5 separate regions of the Homo sapiens genome follow, and regions 2, 3, 4 and 5 are each linked to region 1. A link is a contact called in ENCODE Hi-C or POLR2A ChIA-PET data. All regions are on one chromosome and are shown on one strand. Each heading gives the region's core, a stretch centred on a gene start or an enhancer-like site at or near the end of the contact. The rest is flanking DNA. Distances are from core to core; before and after follow the strand shown.

The links. A loop is a pair of places that touch in the nucleus more often than their neighbours do. ChIA-PET counts read pairs that join two places held with the same protein, here RNA polymerase II (POLR2A). Pooled maps may share reads with other maps.
Region 2: a map of ascending aorta shows a loop between it and region 1 (5-fold over the local background). The contact joins the promoter of GLIPR1L2 here to the promoter of E2F7 in region 1. A Hi-C loop is called at or near these places in 1 of 168 maps with a recorded cell type or tissue (ascending aorta), 9 of 37 single-sample maps with no recorded cell type and 8 of 50 pooled maps.
Region 3: a map of B cell shows a loop between it and region 1 (7-fold over the local background). The contact joins the promoter of KRR1 here to the promoter of E2F7 in region 1. A Hi-C loop is called at or near these places in 2 of 168 maps with a recorded cell type or tissue (B cell and naive thymus-derived CD4-positive, alpha-beta T cell), 3 of 37 single-sample maps with no recorded cell type and 10 of 50 pooled maps.
Region 4: a pooled map shows a loop between it and region 1 (6-fold over the local background). The contact joins the enhancer-like site here to the promoter of E2F7 in region 1. A Hi-C loop is called at or near these places in 3 of 37 single-sample maps with no recorded cell type and 4 of 50 pooled maps.
Region 5: a map with no recorded cell type shows a loop between it and region 1 (11-fold over the local background). The contact joins the enhancer-like site here to the promoter of E2F7 in region 1. A Hi-C loop is called at or near these places in 3 of 37 single-sample maps with no recorded cell type and 8 of 50 pooled maps. POLR2A ChIA-PET finds 5 or more read pairs at or near these places in 1 of 52 experiments (H1).

Annotation. Positions count from the first base shown.
Region 1 is chr12:77,064,089-77,066,964 of GRCh38, reverse strand. E2F7 (E2F transcription factor 7) reads left to right here and starts at 1,396. Exons shown (of 13, transcript NM_203394.3): 1 at 1,396-1,620; 2 at 2,330-2,422. The coding sequence starts at 2,330. RefSeq lists enhancers at 777-1,006, 742-1,448 and silencers at 1,057-1,486, 1,507-1,556.
Region 2 is chr12:75,389,648-75,392,523 of GRCh38, reverse strand. GLIPR1L2 (GLIPR1 like 2) reads right to left here and starts at 1,435. Exons shown (of 6, transcript NM_001270396.2): 1 at 1,174-1,435. The coding sequence starts at 1,407. It also overlaps a transcript of CAPS2 not described here. RefSeq lists an enhancer at 1,374-1,503 and a silencer at 1,461-1,633.
Region 3 is chr12:75,510,210-75,513,085 of GRCh38, reverse strand. It overlaps KRR1 (KRR1 small subunit processome component), which reads left to right and starts at 1,477. Exons shown (of 10, transcript NM_007043.7): 1 at 1,477-1,573. The coding sequence starts at 1,489. RefSeq lists enhancers at 1,510-1,669, 1,176-1,719, 1,720-2,264.
Region 4 is chr12:75,639,785-75,642,660 of GRCh38, reverse strand. The region is part of intron 8 of LOC105369844 (a long non-coding RNA gene); the gene reads left to right. Among named protein-coding and RNA genes, the nearest start is that of KRR1, 130 kb to the right of the region's middle. RefSeq lists a silencer at 206-406. Within about 2 kb of position 1,465, at least 5 of the 41 ENCODE cell types and tissues checked have a DNase peak (open chromatin) inside an H3K27ac peak, as active enhancers do.
Region 5 is chr12:75,932,539-75,935,414 of GRCh38, reverse strand. No RefSeq gene overlaps it. Among named protein-coding and RNA genes, the nearest start is that of PHLDA1-AS1, 97 kb to the left of the region's middle. Within about 2 kb of position 1,519, at least 5 of the 41 ENCODE cell types and tissues checked have a DNase peak (open chromatin) inside an H3K27ac peak, as active enhancers do.

The DNA.
Region 1 (2,876 bases), core at 147-2,646:
GGAGGGTAAGTGGTGAAGAATGGAGTCTTGGTATAGAAAGGAAAATGATACCTTTGCTGTAAAGTAGATGGGGGGTAGGGACATGTCTGTACATTTAAGAATGTCTGATGCTTTAAGAAGGCTGTCTCACATTTCAGTTGAGGGATATCTTACAAAATACTTGACCAATACTACTCAAAAATGTCCAGGTATCAAAAATGAGGAAAGTATGAGAAACTGTCATAGCCAAGAGGAGCCTAGAGACATAGGAACTAAAGGTAATGTGGTATCCTGAACAGAAAAAAGGGCCATTAGGAAAAAATTAAGTAAATCTGAATAAAGTAATGACTTGAGCTCAGAAGAATGTACCAATATTAGATCATTAATTTCAAAAAATATTCTATACTAACACAAAATGTTAATAGTGGGTGAAATTGGGTGCTGAATATATGGGAATTCTTGGTACTATCTCAATTTTTCTGTAAATTGAAAACTTCTAAACAATAAAGTCTGTTTTGTAAAAAGTCCATCTCTACCAACATTCATATTTTAAACAAGAAACTGTAGGATGAAAGAAGTGAAACATTTAATACAGATCAGTGGTGTTGAGGAAATTTTCTAGACTGTCTCCCAGAATGCTAGTCCCTATTGCAAAGAACTACTTTTTTATATAAAGCTTTTTCCCTCCTAATTATTTGCAATTTGCCGAAAAGGGAACACCAAAAAACATTTCCGGATTTGCCACACACACAAAACAAACAAACAAAAAAAAGTTAGAAAAACTTCTGGTTTGGCTTCCAGTCTTGTCTCCAGGGCTAACTGGCGTGCCATCTGCTCGCAGCAGAGCGGTAACCATGGTTCATGTGTCACACCAGCGTGCGATGTTAAGAAGTTTGCCCCGGCAAGTCTGGACAACTCCGCTTCCGCACAGGTTGCTGAGGGCGGGCGGGGATGGCGGCAGCAGCATCCAGAGGGTGTAGATCGTTCTTCCAAACCCCATCTGCTTTCCTGTCCTCTGGCTGTGCCCGGGGTCCCCGGGCGCGGCAAGCCGCGGGGACGTGCGCGGGTCTTCTATGCATAACAAAAGAGCCCTCCTCCTCCTCTTCCTTCTCCCGCCGCCCCGCGCCGCCCCGCGCCGCCCCCACCTTGGCTTCCCGCGGCCGCCGGGGCCCGCGTCCCCAGCAGGAATTGGCTCCCGGGCCCGAGGTTTCCAGGTACCCGGAAGGGGGAGGGGGCCGAGGCGGCAACAATTGGGCGGGTGAGGGCAAAACGCGCGGCTCGGAGCGCCAAGACTCCGAGGGGCGGTGAGCCCGGGCCGTGCCGCCGCACGATTGGCCGGGGCCGCCCCGCCGGCCGCCGCTGATTGGTGGATTCTCAAATTCGGTCTCAAGGCGCCAGAGGAGGTGTTTTAGCGGGGACTACGATCCAGGCTGGAGTTGCGCTCGGCCGGTCTGAGCGCTGGCGCTGCCCGGACGCCGCGGGGTCCCCGCCAGCCCAGGGCACTCGGCGCGGGGATCTGCGCGCCTCGCTCTCCCTTCCCGATGCCGCCGCCCGGCTGCTGATCGCCGCACCACCTTCCCTCATCGGCTTGGGTCCGTGGAGGTCCCTGCAGAGGCAGGAAGCCTCCTTAGGAAAGCAGGGGTAAGCGTGCGGCCCCAGCGCCAGTGGGGAGGCGGGAATTGGGATACAGGGCCCACTCCCGCCCCGGCTGCCAGCCTGCCACTCCTCACGTCCCCCGGCTGGCGAGGGCTCGAGGTGTTTCTGCCGGGGAACCCGGTGCGCAGAGGGTGTGCCGGGTGCAGCTCTCACTCCGGCCCGGCAGTAGAGGGGATTTGCCCTTCCCCACAACTTGGAGCTTTCATTGGAGAAGTTTATTTGGGGGATCTGCTTGGAGGCCTGGGAAGGGGCTGCGCTCAGCGCTGAGTGGGTTTGGTCTAGCGATCGGGTTTCCTTCCCCCGATTCAAAACCCCTCAAAGCCGAATTCCTCTCAGTTCTTTGCGCCAAAATTAACTGACCTGGGAGACCCTGTACTTTTCTGACAGATTTGCCCAACACCCTTCCGACTTGGTAACTTTATTTTGCCATCTAGCTTTTCATAAGGAGTTACTATTTTTGTAGATTTTTTTCTTCCCAGATTTTCAGTATTACTAAGCACACTTTAGGTGTTTGAGTTTGTTCGCGTGAGTTTTAGAAAGTTGAGGGTGGCTACAACTCCTGGAAATGCCCAGGATGTGCTTAGAGAAGGGGGAATTTCATATTGACAAACAAGTAACACATATGTAGATATTTTTGTTTGAGGAAAAAATACCTAATTGCAAAATCATTTTCTAGTGTAATTGTGCATTACAGATGGAGGTAAATTGTTTAACACTAAAAGACCTGATCAGCCCCAGGCAGCCCAGACTAGATTTTGCAGTTGAAGATGGGGAAAATGCACAAAAGGTAAGCAAACATAAACACCTTAGTTTCTAATATGTTAAGGATGGTGATGTTGAATTCAATTAAGTGTTCCAACATGCCATTTGTATTTGTATTTAAGCATAATAATTAATATTGATAAACATTATAGAAACATTCTTTTTTAAAAATAGAGCCATCCAAACCATTATTGTTGGAATTCTACTCTCAGATATAGTGGGAAAAATAGGCAAGGTTACATGTAATGTTGTAACCAATTTATATAAGTCAAAAATATGCTGGCTACAGCAATCAAAGTTTATAATACAGTTGTCAAGGGTGGTGTAGCTAGTGCTCTGTAGGAATGCTAAGCCTCAGTTCCCAGGAAAATAGACCTTTGCAGGCATAAATGCTGGATTATTAAAGTGCTGTGAAATGTCTTCATACCAATGAACTAGCTCCCAGAGACTGTTCCATTCACCCAAGAGTAGACCTGTGC
Region 2 (2,876 bases), core at 186-2,685, 1.7 Mb after region 1:
GAACCAAATGCTAGCATAGTTCTATAAGACAGCATATAATCTGACATGGAAATGCTGACAATATAAAAGGTAAAGGAAATGACGAAGAAAGAACTCAAGTATGTCCTATCAAAATAGTATTTTAAAATCAACATTAAAACAAATGACCATTTTTGTAATTTATTCATTTAGCAAGTAATTGAACATGTCCAAATCAGTGAGGATGTGGTGAAAACAGAACAGCTGGTATTTGCTAAATTTGGCACTACCCTTTAGCATAGCAATTGCTATGTGTTAAATTAATAAAAAATATCATACCCTTAATTTATTTATCCCATTTCTGAAATTTGTGCTAAGAACTAATGCTGAAGGAAGAAAAGACATGTCTAGGAAAGTAGTCCTTGCAATATAATTTATAAGTTTGAAGCTTCTAATTCCCTAAGAGGACAGTTATTTATTTGCCGGATTTTCAGTCATTTTAATGACAGTCAGGAAAACTCAATAGCAACCAGGGAATAGTTGAGTTGTTAAATGACTATAGGGTGTAAAAGAGGGGGAAAGCAAGAACCGCATTGTAAGGTAAGGCAAAATCAGGGTCAAGACTAGGGTGAGGAAACTGAGACACTTCCTTAGGAGCCAAATTTGGAATGGGCACAAAAAAAAAAAATCAAGATAACAAACATTTTTAAAAGGCAAAGCTAATGTGACATCGATGATGGAAAAAGCTAAAAATAAAAATTTCAAATACAAACAGAATCTCATCTTGATTTGCACCACCCTGAGAGTGTCGCACTTGTTTTTCCCTAATCCAGACCCAAGGAACCTGTCTTTGTTAAATTTTTTAACATTTTCTTTACCCTTGATATTGATATTTTTGCACTGATTTTTAATTTTTAAAAACCCGTTGCATTAAAATATCATTTTCTTGAATTGGCGCCCCCTTAAAATCTGCACTTCAGGCCAGTGCCTCCATCACCTTAGTCCTGGCCCTGTGTAATATCATGGTAATAAGCATGTGTTAGAGTGTCCGCAGTTTTTCTCTGTGTAAACTTCACGTGTACTTTAAAAACCAAGCTAAAAGTGCGGTTCTCCGCGATCCTTCAGCCTCAGAGCAGTGGCCCCAACTACCCGAGATCCAGGGAGGCGTTGTGGCAACGGTAGTGGAAGGGTCGGCAAACCGCCTTCCGGCCTCACCATGAAGCGCAAGTTAGACCCTCGGGGAATGACGTCGCCCCGCAGCTCATTGTGGAGGTTCACGTACTCGTTGATAAAGTCTACGTCCTCCTCGTCTGGCAAAAATCTGGCGTTCAAACTAGAACCCAGTAGCAGTAGCCACAGCTCACAGAGCCGCAGCTTCAAAACGCCCCCTACTGCCAGGGGTAGGGACTGGGCCCTCCACTCCCGGGCGAAGGGCCTTGCGGCCTCCATGGTCCACCGGCCGCTGACAGGCCAGTGCGCACGCGCTGGCCGTCCCAGTGACCTGCCAATCTACGGAGGACGCAAGCAAGCCTTGTCCCGCCTCCCGGAAGGAGAAAGGGAGGAGGGAGGAGGGAAAAACAAAGGAGGGAGGAGGGGGTAAGGAGGAGGGAGGAGAGAAGAGGGAGGGGAGAGTGGGTAGGGGAGGGGGAGAGGAGGGGAAAGCTAGACCTGCAGAGTGAAGAAAGCTGGTAATAGATGTCTGACAAACTAAAGAAAGACTTGTGTTACGTGAGTAAGCCCTTTTCACTAAACTAATGTAGTGAAATGTTATCCCGAATTGATTTCTGACACTGAATGATATGTCGTTATTAATGAGTCATCAGTTTGTATGGTAAATGCCAATTGCTGAGTAACAGGTCTGAGGAACCTTCTAATTGTGCCAGGTGAAATGATTTTTCTGCGATACAGATACAAATTCAATTAAATTTTTTTTCCCCATTACCTGTTGAGTTGGAAATTTGGTGCAGGGCCTGCCTTTTATTTTCCTCAGGGACAGAATGGAATACAGAAATATTGCTAGTTCTTAAGGCCAAAGAAGTTCTTAAGGCCAACTTAATTGATGAGATTTTTTTCAGTTTTTAAATGAACCTTTGTGGGAAACCACAAAATAAATGGGAGTGAAGGGAGAGTAGGGATCACCAAACTCTTCAAAGGTTAAAACATTTCTACTTCTTCTCTCATCAGCACAATTCAGACAGCCCGGAATATCAAGATTCATCTTTTTCACTAATTGTGGCATTCACAGTAAGAACGAACTCTTTTGTTTTCTTTTTTTGTTCCAGACAAAATTGGCTAATATCTAGCTGATTTTGGTCTGATCTGTTTACCTCCAAACATTTTCCTCAAAAACAAAACAAAACAAAACCAACTTGCTTTGAAGACTTTAAATTCTAAGCATGGAAAAAAAGCAAGTATTAGTTTTGGAATACACGTTTGCATATTACATATTGTGCTTAATAGCATTAAGCAGATATGGAAAATTGACATTGGGAGAGAATTTTACTACAAAACATTGTAACAGGTTAGCCAAACATTTATAAAAAGAAAAGTGCTTTTAAAAATTGTCTGTGATGCACACAATTGAAAAACAATAGACCTATGTAAGATGGTTTCATTTATGCCCTTGAATACTTACTACTATGACTGCATAGTAGTAAGTTTTAAGTGATTGAGAAAGATCAGTAGACAAGACACAGATCCAGCTTTCAAGCAGCTTACAATTTAGTGAATTAGCAATCAGGCAGTATTTAAAACGTGATAAATACAAAGCCAAAATTCTATTGCTTGGTACTCTTGTGGAGGAGCAGGGAAGCCTTTCTGGAAATTGTATACAGAAAGTGAAACAGACAAGTCTAAGATAGCATTCTAAACAAAGGGAAAAGCATGTAATGTGCCTAAGGAGAGGAAGATCCTAAACG
Region 3 (2,876 bases), core at 228-2,727, 1.6 Mb after region 1:
AAGAAAAGGATGGGTGGGTTTTCGTTTTCCCATCTCCATCATATTCTCAATATTCCTCAAATAATAGCAATACTAAGATTAAAAATATACACGTAAATGGGAAGAAAAGCCTATGTAGAAAATTTTGCTATAAAATAAAGGGCTTTAACACAAATATTATTTCTAGACTATTCCCTCCCCTTAATCCCTATCAGCCCTCTAACACATTTGAAGCTCCTAATGAATAGTAGCCCCCTGAAGCTGCTAGGTCAAACTGCCTGAACTTGAAGACGGGCCTTCCACTTATTAGTGATTGAGTTACTTAAAATAAGAATGATAAAAACCTGCTTCATGAGGTGTACTCCTCACTTTATAACTTTCACCTGCTGCTATCTGTTCTATTTTAGGAATTTATCATTTTTTGAGGAAATTAAAAGAACAGAGATAAAATCCCTGTCATTTATAAAACTCACAGGATAAAAACAAAAAACCCCTCTGTCGTGGGTTCTTCTGTCCATATGTAACAATCTGTTTCATACCTGGATCTCATATATGAAAACCTAAATTATTGTATAAGATACACGAGAGTGGATTTATCAGACAAACGTGTATTTCACTAATGCAAGGAATTTAACCTATCAAAGACTTTCCCTATTTGCTGCAGAAAATTTTAGAAATGCAAGCAATAAAATCAAAATTTAAAAAAATCTTATATTTGGCATGTCGAAGAACTCTTATACTTCCAAAAGTGTAGTTATTTGTAGTTAGTGATGAACCTCTCTACACATCTTAGCCCTATGTAATGTTGGGGGTAGAAAAGGAGTTTAGAGATTTTGAGAAATCTTAGGCTAGTTGAAATACTTCAGAAACGTCAGGATGTTGAATTACCATCCCTCTGACTTAGAGAAATACCAACACTCGGGAAGATTACCATCAGAAACAACTTTGAAAAGTTTAATTTTGTCACTGTTTTTAAAATTAGAAATAATGTAAATAAAGTACTGAAACAAAGTAGTCTCACAATAAATAGTAGCTATTCCTGTCACTTGTTGCAGTGGAGGCCCAATATACATTGTATTCTCATATTTGTACTTCCTCCCAACATCTAGCGCATATTTGGCCAACATATAAATATTTATCGAAAGAATGAATGACATCAATGACAGGTTGGTAGCACTCCGCTGTCCGATGGTCCAGGTTAGGCCGTGAGGCCACGAGGAAACTACGGATAAAACAGTATCCAATTTGCCTATACCGCCTGCTAAACTACAAGTCCCAGTACGCAAACTCCATGGTTTCAGGGCATACTGGGAGAAAGTCTCCGGCTCTTCATTGGCCACGTAGGAGAAGCTGTGGTTTGTGTAAAAGCGCGGGCTTAACGCACGTACGCACGGAGACTGCGCAGATCTCCTCGTCTGAGTTCCGCGGAACTCATTTTGAGTGTAGGCGTTTTAGCCGGTAGGGTTTAAGAACAGTTTCATTTCCGGAGCCACCGGAAGCAGCTTGCAAATGGCGTCTCCCTCGCTGGAGCGGCCAGAAAAAGGCGCTGGAAAAAGTGAATTTCGTAACCAGAAGCCGAAGCCGGAGAACCAAGGTGATGTTATGTGGGAACCGAAGCCTGGGGTTTGTGTACGTTGAGTTGCGATGTTTTTTTCTTTCGTTCCTCGTGGACTTATAAAACCACCTGGAGCCTGTACTGTGTAGTTGAGTACCTGAATAATCGCTGATAAGATTTTGGCTGGGCCCACAGGAACGGCTGGCCGATATGGTGCCACCCAGGTGTTCCTAATTCATTGCTTTTGCTAAAGGGTCCCCAAAGCGAAGCTGTTGCGGATTACGTCTTTTGTAAAAGGATGAGTATTAAGAAAATGCCTAGGGCGACGCAGAACCTTGTAAGCCTGCGGGTGGCTGAAAGTCACTGACGGAATGAGGAATAGGGTGAGGTGGGAATAGGTAGTCATGATATACAAGAGTGGACCCTGATAATGGGGTGAGGTATGGGGAAAGGAGCTATCCGACATGTCCTTAGCTCTAGTTTGTCAGTAAAGACATTTTGAAAGATTATCAATTCCTGTTTGTCAGATGCTAAAATATTAGACGACACAGCCCTTACTGTTTAGGTTGTGTTACCTTTTAATTGTTAACTCCTGCGTTGTAGTCTGGTTTTACCCGTTTTCTTCAGTGTGAATGATAGAGAAGTCATAAATAGCCTGGGGATCTGTTCAACCAGGCTTATAGGAAGTGTTAAAAACATTGAACTCTCAATTTAGATGCATTGGGAAAGTATTCAAAGTTTCTTTGTTGTTGCTCATTAAATGATTATGTAACGTACATAGCAGGGGATACAACTTATATAGAGTTTAATAAAACCATGCGGGAAACTAGCATTCAGACTAAGTAAAATAGAGCATTACCATACCCCTCAAACCCTTACGTGCACCTCTCAGATCATATTCTCTTTTCCTGTATCAGACGTAACCACCCTGAATTGTGTTGCATTCTGTTCCTCTTCTTGTAGTCATGAAGTGGCTTAATTTAGCCTGTTTTTTAATTTTATATACATGAAAGTGGACCGTATGCATTTTTCTGTGTCTTCTTAGATTTAGCTTTTTGTTTTTCAAACAGGGTGATACTTGCGGGTGTAGTTTTAGTCTTTTCACTGTTATGTGGTGTTTCCTTGTATGAATATACCCCAATTTATTTTTTCATTTTACTATCGGTGGACATTTGGATTGTTCCCAATTGCTTGCAATTATAAACAATACTGCTAAAACATCTTTGTACATGTCTTCTGGTTAACATGTTCAAGGGTTTCTCTAGGTTGTGAACATAGGATTGGAATCACTGAAGTGTAGGGTGTGTGTAAGTAATGCTAACTTTTTTCCAAAGTGCTAGTG
Region 4 (2,876 bases), core at 216-2,715, 1.4 Mb after region 1:
CTTTGTTTTGTCTTGGGCTTTAAACCAACTTGATATAAAAACTACATAGTTAGTTTTTGTTCTAAAATGAGACAGCCTTACCTAAGTAATTTCAACTAATTTTTTAAAATGGACTGTAATTATTGTTTTTAGAACTGTGCTGTTTTCTTAGATGTCATTAAAGAAACTGCTGTGGGAGATGAGTAAGAGCATGTCTATTTCTATTCCAGGAATATTTTACTTGTTAACCTCGTGGTTGATAAAATTATGATCAATTAGTCAGAATGTAAGCTGCATGAAACCATGTGATAAATTGTTCCTCAATTAGAAAGTTGGTTTGCCTCCTTATTAACTTGCTTATTTTCCTTCTTTTTCTTATAGCTGTCCTTCCTGATAGATATTTTTATTATGGGTGTTATAAAATCAAACTTATATTTTAATTTTTACCATAGTAATAAGCTCTTGGACACACACACACACACACACACACACACACACACACACACATATTTAGATAATACATTGTAGTACAAAAAATTTGTTAAATAACTGTTTTCTTTTTTTATTTCTAAATCTCAGTTTATACCAGAGAGTAACCACTGAATAGTACCTAAAGAGAAGTTAACAATGGTTATGAAAATATAAATTACCTTTACTATAATTATTTTGCCTTTTGGAAATGCTTAACAAGATTATGGATAATTTATTATCCAACATTGATACATGACAACTCTCAGAGATGCCTGTCATTGGTAGCTGCCTGGATTAATTTTATATTGCTGCATAACACATTACCACAAGCTTAGTGGCTTAAAACTTAGCTTATTATCTCATAGCTTTGTTGGTTGGAATTCTGGGTAGAATATAACTAGGTTCTCTGTTCAGGGTCCTGTAAGGCTAAAATTAAGGTGTCAGCTGGGGCTGGGGTCTTATCTGAGGCTTAGGACCCTCTTCCAAGCTCATGGGGTCATTGGCAGAATTTGTTTCCCTGCAGCTGTCGATCTTGTGGACTTTGTGTCTTTAAGACCAGCAGGAAAATTCTCTTATGCTTCAAATCTCCTCTCAGAAAGGGCACATTCTCTTCTAAGGGTTCACCTGGTTAGGTCAAGCCCACCAAGGATAATCACCCTTTTGATGAACTCAAAGTAAACTATTTAGGGCCCTTAATTACATCTACAAAATCCCTGTTGCCATATAACTAATCTTGGGTATAACATCAGGGAGTGGAGATAGTGGAAGATCTTAGAATTTTGCCTACCAAATTTTCCACATGCCTTCAACACCCTCTATTCATTTGATACTTCTCCACATTGTGAGCTCCATTTTCCAAGGGTAATTTGAAAAGAAAAAAAAAAAATCTGCATTCTCAGACTCCCTTGTGGCTAAGCTGCAGATGTGTAACTATGGTTTTGTAAGTTAGAGGCGGAAGTGAGACTTAACCGTGGAGGTGAACTGTAGCAAGAAACAAACTGGGGATGATTCATTCCTTTTGCTAATGTGGGGGTGGTGGTGGCCATGGTAACTTCCTGCTCAGGCCAGTTCTTTGGTGTGGTTCTGAGGAATGGTTCCGGAGGGGCTAATCTTGAGACTATTCCTCAGCCCACCCAACAGTTCTCTGAGCTGTCTAATATCTTTCAATAAATTCATTTTTCTACCTACGCTAGCCACAGTAGCACCACAGTAGATTGTGGTGCTTACAAAATAGCCCCAACAGGCACAATTCCTAATCTTCCTTGTATATACTTTATGACTCTGGAGGAAATAATGTCTTTCTAATAAGATGAAATTCAATTAAAGCATTTTCCCTGCTTAGAGAAAATGGCTGTGGTTTATTAAAGAAGCATTTGATGTCTATTCCTTCTCAACTATTATCTTATTTGCATTTTCTGGAACATGATTAGTTATAATGTACTATAAGTTTTCATAAAACCAACATGAAAATAATTATGCCTGAATTATATGCATTCCATAAATATCATCTAGCTATCTCCTCATTTCATATTACCTCCTTCCTTTCCCTCAATTGCCACAACACTGTTAAGAGATATAAATAAATCATTAATACTTGATTTTCGGATATATGCTCTTGCTTTTGAGCTTGAGATATTAAAAAATCTCAGTTGACTATAGTTTACCTTGAAATGTTCCTCCCATGAAGGCATTTGACTTTTTTGGTTATTGTTGACTGATAACAACAAGCTAGTTCATGCTGAATAATTGTGTGAAACTCTTTTCTACACAATTTTCAAAATTCTAAACAAGTTGCATTTTTACTACGCTTGTAATTTTTTTCTTTAGGTTTATGTTGTATGACTAATTGCATTCTAAATTCCAGGAGAAAAGGTGTGAATACCTGCAGAGTATTTTGTAAATAAACATTGATTAGGCAAAAAATGCCATGTTTTCTTTCATATGATTTCAAACTGATGGTATTTTTCTGTTTTTATTTTATATATACCATAGTAACATTTTTAATCAGTACCATATGCCCAAACTTCCTTTTTATGGAAAATAACCTATTCCTAACGATAAGTAATCCTGTCTTTAAACACACACGTACACACACACACACACACACACACACGATACACTCATTATTAAATATTTTGTACCGGAAATAGTCTGTGATTCAGTGCTTAAATTGTTTAATAAATGATAAAATATTTTGCAGATTGGCCTCAGTGTAAGGTGAATAGTGATTTTTCAATGATCTTTTGTTCAGCTCCAGTGTTTCCTTCATACCACCAAACTCACACTCTGCTTATACCTAGATTTGCATCCTGCTGCTCCTGCTAACTCGCTGAGTGGCAGTGTGGCCTAGTGGATACTCTTTTGGCTTTTTGTTTTCTCATCTCTAAAATTAGGAAGCAGATTCTATGATTCTAAAATTTATCTAC
Region 5 (2,876 bases), core at 270-2,769, 1.1 Mb after region 1:
CTATGTTATTTTTATTTTATTTTAATTTTTTTTTTATTTGAGACAGAGTCTCACTCTATTGCGCAGGCTGGAGTGCAGTGGCACGATCTCGGCTCACTGCAACCTCCTCCTCCCAGGTTCAAGCAATACTCCTGCCTCAGCCCCCCGGTAGCTGGGATTACAGGCATGCACCACCATGCCTCGCTAATTTTTGTATTTTTAGTAGAGATGGGGTTTCACTATGTTGGCCAGACTGGGGTCGAACTTCTGACCTCAGGCGATCCACCTGCCTTGGCCTCCCAAAGTGCTGGGATTACAGGCATGAGCCACCATGCCTGGCCAATCTATGTTATTTTTAAAAGAAGAAGAGAAATAGATCAAGGAAGAGGAGAAAGACCTGGTTCCATAGATCTGACTCTGCAGTTTGTGTGCTGTGTAATAGAGAAAAGTTAGTGTCAATTTGGACATGGGCCAAATGACCTTTTGAGTCTCTTGTAGCACAAATGACCTGGAATCCTGTTTTCTTTATGATTATGAAGCTGGGCATAGGTATTCTGATGGGCACAGCCAAGATATTTAAGCCAACATTTGCTGAGAAACAGTGAAACTCATTTTCAGACATTTTTCCCCCATGACTGAGAAGTGTTAGGTTTTTGTCCAGCAGCAGTAGCTGTTGATTGCTGTTTTCCTGAGAGAGGGAGGCTTTTTTTTTTTTTTTTTTTTTTTAACATTCTGACACCTTTTTTTTCCCCTCCGTATCAGTACTGCTCACTAACCACATCATATGGTGATAAGAACTGAAATTACTCATTGACATTATCGTGGGGCTATTTCGAAAACATTATCTCATTTCATTTCCTAGAATATCATCAAGTCTCCACAATACCAGTTCCTTAAAGGAGAATGTTTTTGTTCCAACTGAAACCAAAATATTTTAGTGAATTTTGTCTTCAGTATTACTTCCTTCCTATTCTAATACTGTGGTCAAAAGTATAACTTTTGGCAAACTCTTTGCCATAGCGGAATCTGACTTAGTTTGCTGAATTTGAAGTTAGCTGTTTTCAGTAATTTCTTTTCTTTTTTTTTTTTTTTTTTTTTTTTTTTGAGATGGAGTCTTGCTCAGCCCCCCAGGCTGGAGTGCAGTGGTGTGATCTCGGCTCACTGCAGCTACCATCTCCTGGGTTCAAGTGATTCTCCTGTCTCAGCCTCCTGAGTAGCTGGGATTACAGGCACCCATCATCATGCTCGGCTAATTTTTGTATTTTAATAGAGATGGGGTTACTCCATGTTGGCCAAGCTGGTCTTGCACTCCTGACCTCAGGTGATCTGCCCCCCTCGGCCTCCCAAAATGCTGGGATTACAGGCTTGAGCCACCGCATGCAGCCTGTTTTCAGTGATTTGTCTTTACTCTTTATGTAGATTATCTGCATTGCAGATTACTTATTGTAATTTTCAAATCCTGGGCTGAATTTCTTTCATCATTTCCTGTGGATTTGTCATCTCTTTCCTCATCCTCACCCTCTATTCAGGCACCATGTAACCAGGCAGTTAGACAAAGCATTGTTTCATAGCTGAATCCATCACATATTTTTTTTATATATATTCCCAAAGGTATACAAATAGTTTTCATATTGTTTGAGAGTTTGATTTGTTTCCACTAACATAGAAAAATAGTTGTTTAATAATTAGACACTCCTTTTGTTTGATCTTGACTCCTTTTTCATGAGACCAGATGAAGTATTCATTAATGTTCCTATGAAATAATTATTTTGAAAACTTTTAACCAGTTCCAGTTTTTTTTTTTTTCACTTTTCTGATGTATTGATCATTCATGCATTCACTGACCATTTACACCATTTTTATATTGCTCTCTAAACTGCTATATTCAAAGCTAATTGTAGGCAACATCCTTAAATACAGTTAAAGCAATAATAGTTCAGGGGGACGAGTGTTAGCAGCATTTTAGGATATTCAGAGAAAGAGGTACAGTAAGACATCTTAGAGCTTCTGGGAGGCCAAGGGGCTTGCTGGCTAATGTTTCAACCATCAGAACTTGTTTGAGCAACAGTCTTGGCCCTACTACATGAGTCATAAACACCAGGATAGGCGATGCCTTCAGCCAGATGCAATGGAAAAGAGTTTGTTAACATGGAAAATATGGGATGGCTATACCACATACGTCAGTAGGACTCCCAGAACTGAGTCTTTTAGACCCGTTAATTACTTTTTGAGTGAATTAATGTATATGAGCAAACACATTTAGGGTGTTGCTAGCCTTATTAGCCAATAAGCACAATTCCTTGCCAGACAGTTTAAGACTGAGACCAGCTAGTTAATGAATTTACTGAAAGGCTCATTTATAAGGCTGCTTCACAGAGAATTTAGCAATAAACAATTCTGCCAACTCTTGATCTTTCAGCTATAGCCTTTCTTCCTGTATTTCTTTGGAATAACACATAATTAACATACAGCGATCAAGTTTTTGCTTGTCATTTAATATAGCACATTTTTTCTTTTGTTTTTTAGTATCTTTGCATATCAAGCAATGCTTTTAAAACTTATGCAAGCGTTGTATTTTGGACTCTATTTCTTTATAATTTTTTGTATCATCCTGCTGGGTAGATAGTGTGGGAAGAAATGCAGAGATTTTTATTGAATACTGCCTTGTTTTTAGGTGGTGTTTAATATTTAGATATGTTGGGTCTGCTAATTTAGGAGGAAAAAGTATTCTTTGGATTTTTCTTTTGCATAGCTTATTTTAGTTGCCAATCTTTTCTGGGTCTGAAGGGTCAAAAATGGCTGATAAAAATAGGTAAATAGCAATGAATGTGGTTGTAGGAAAATAGGAACTGATGGTGCTATGAAAGTGTTAATCTCCCATCATCAGTCTATATTCC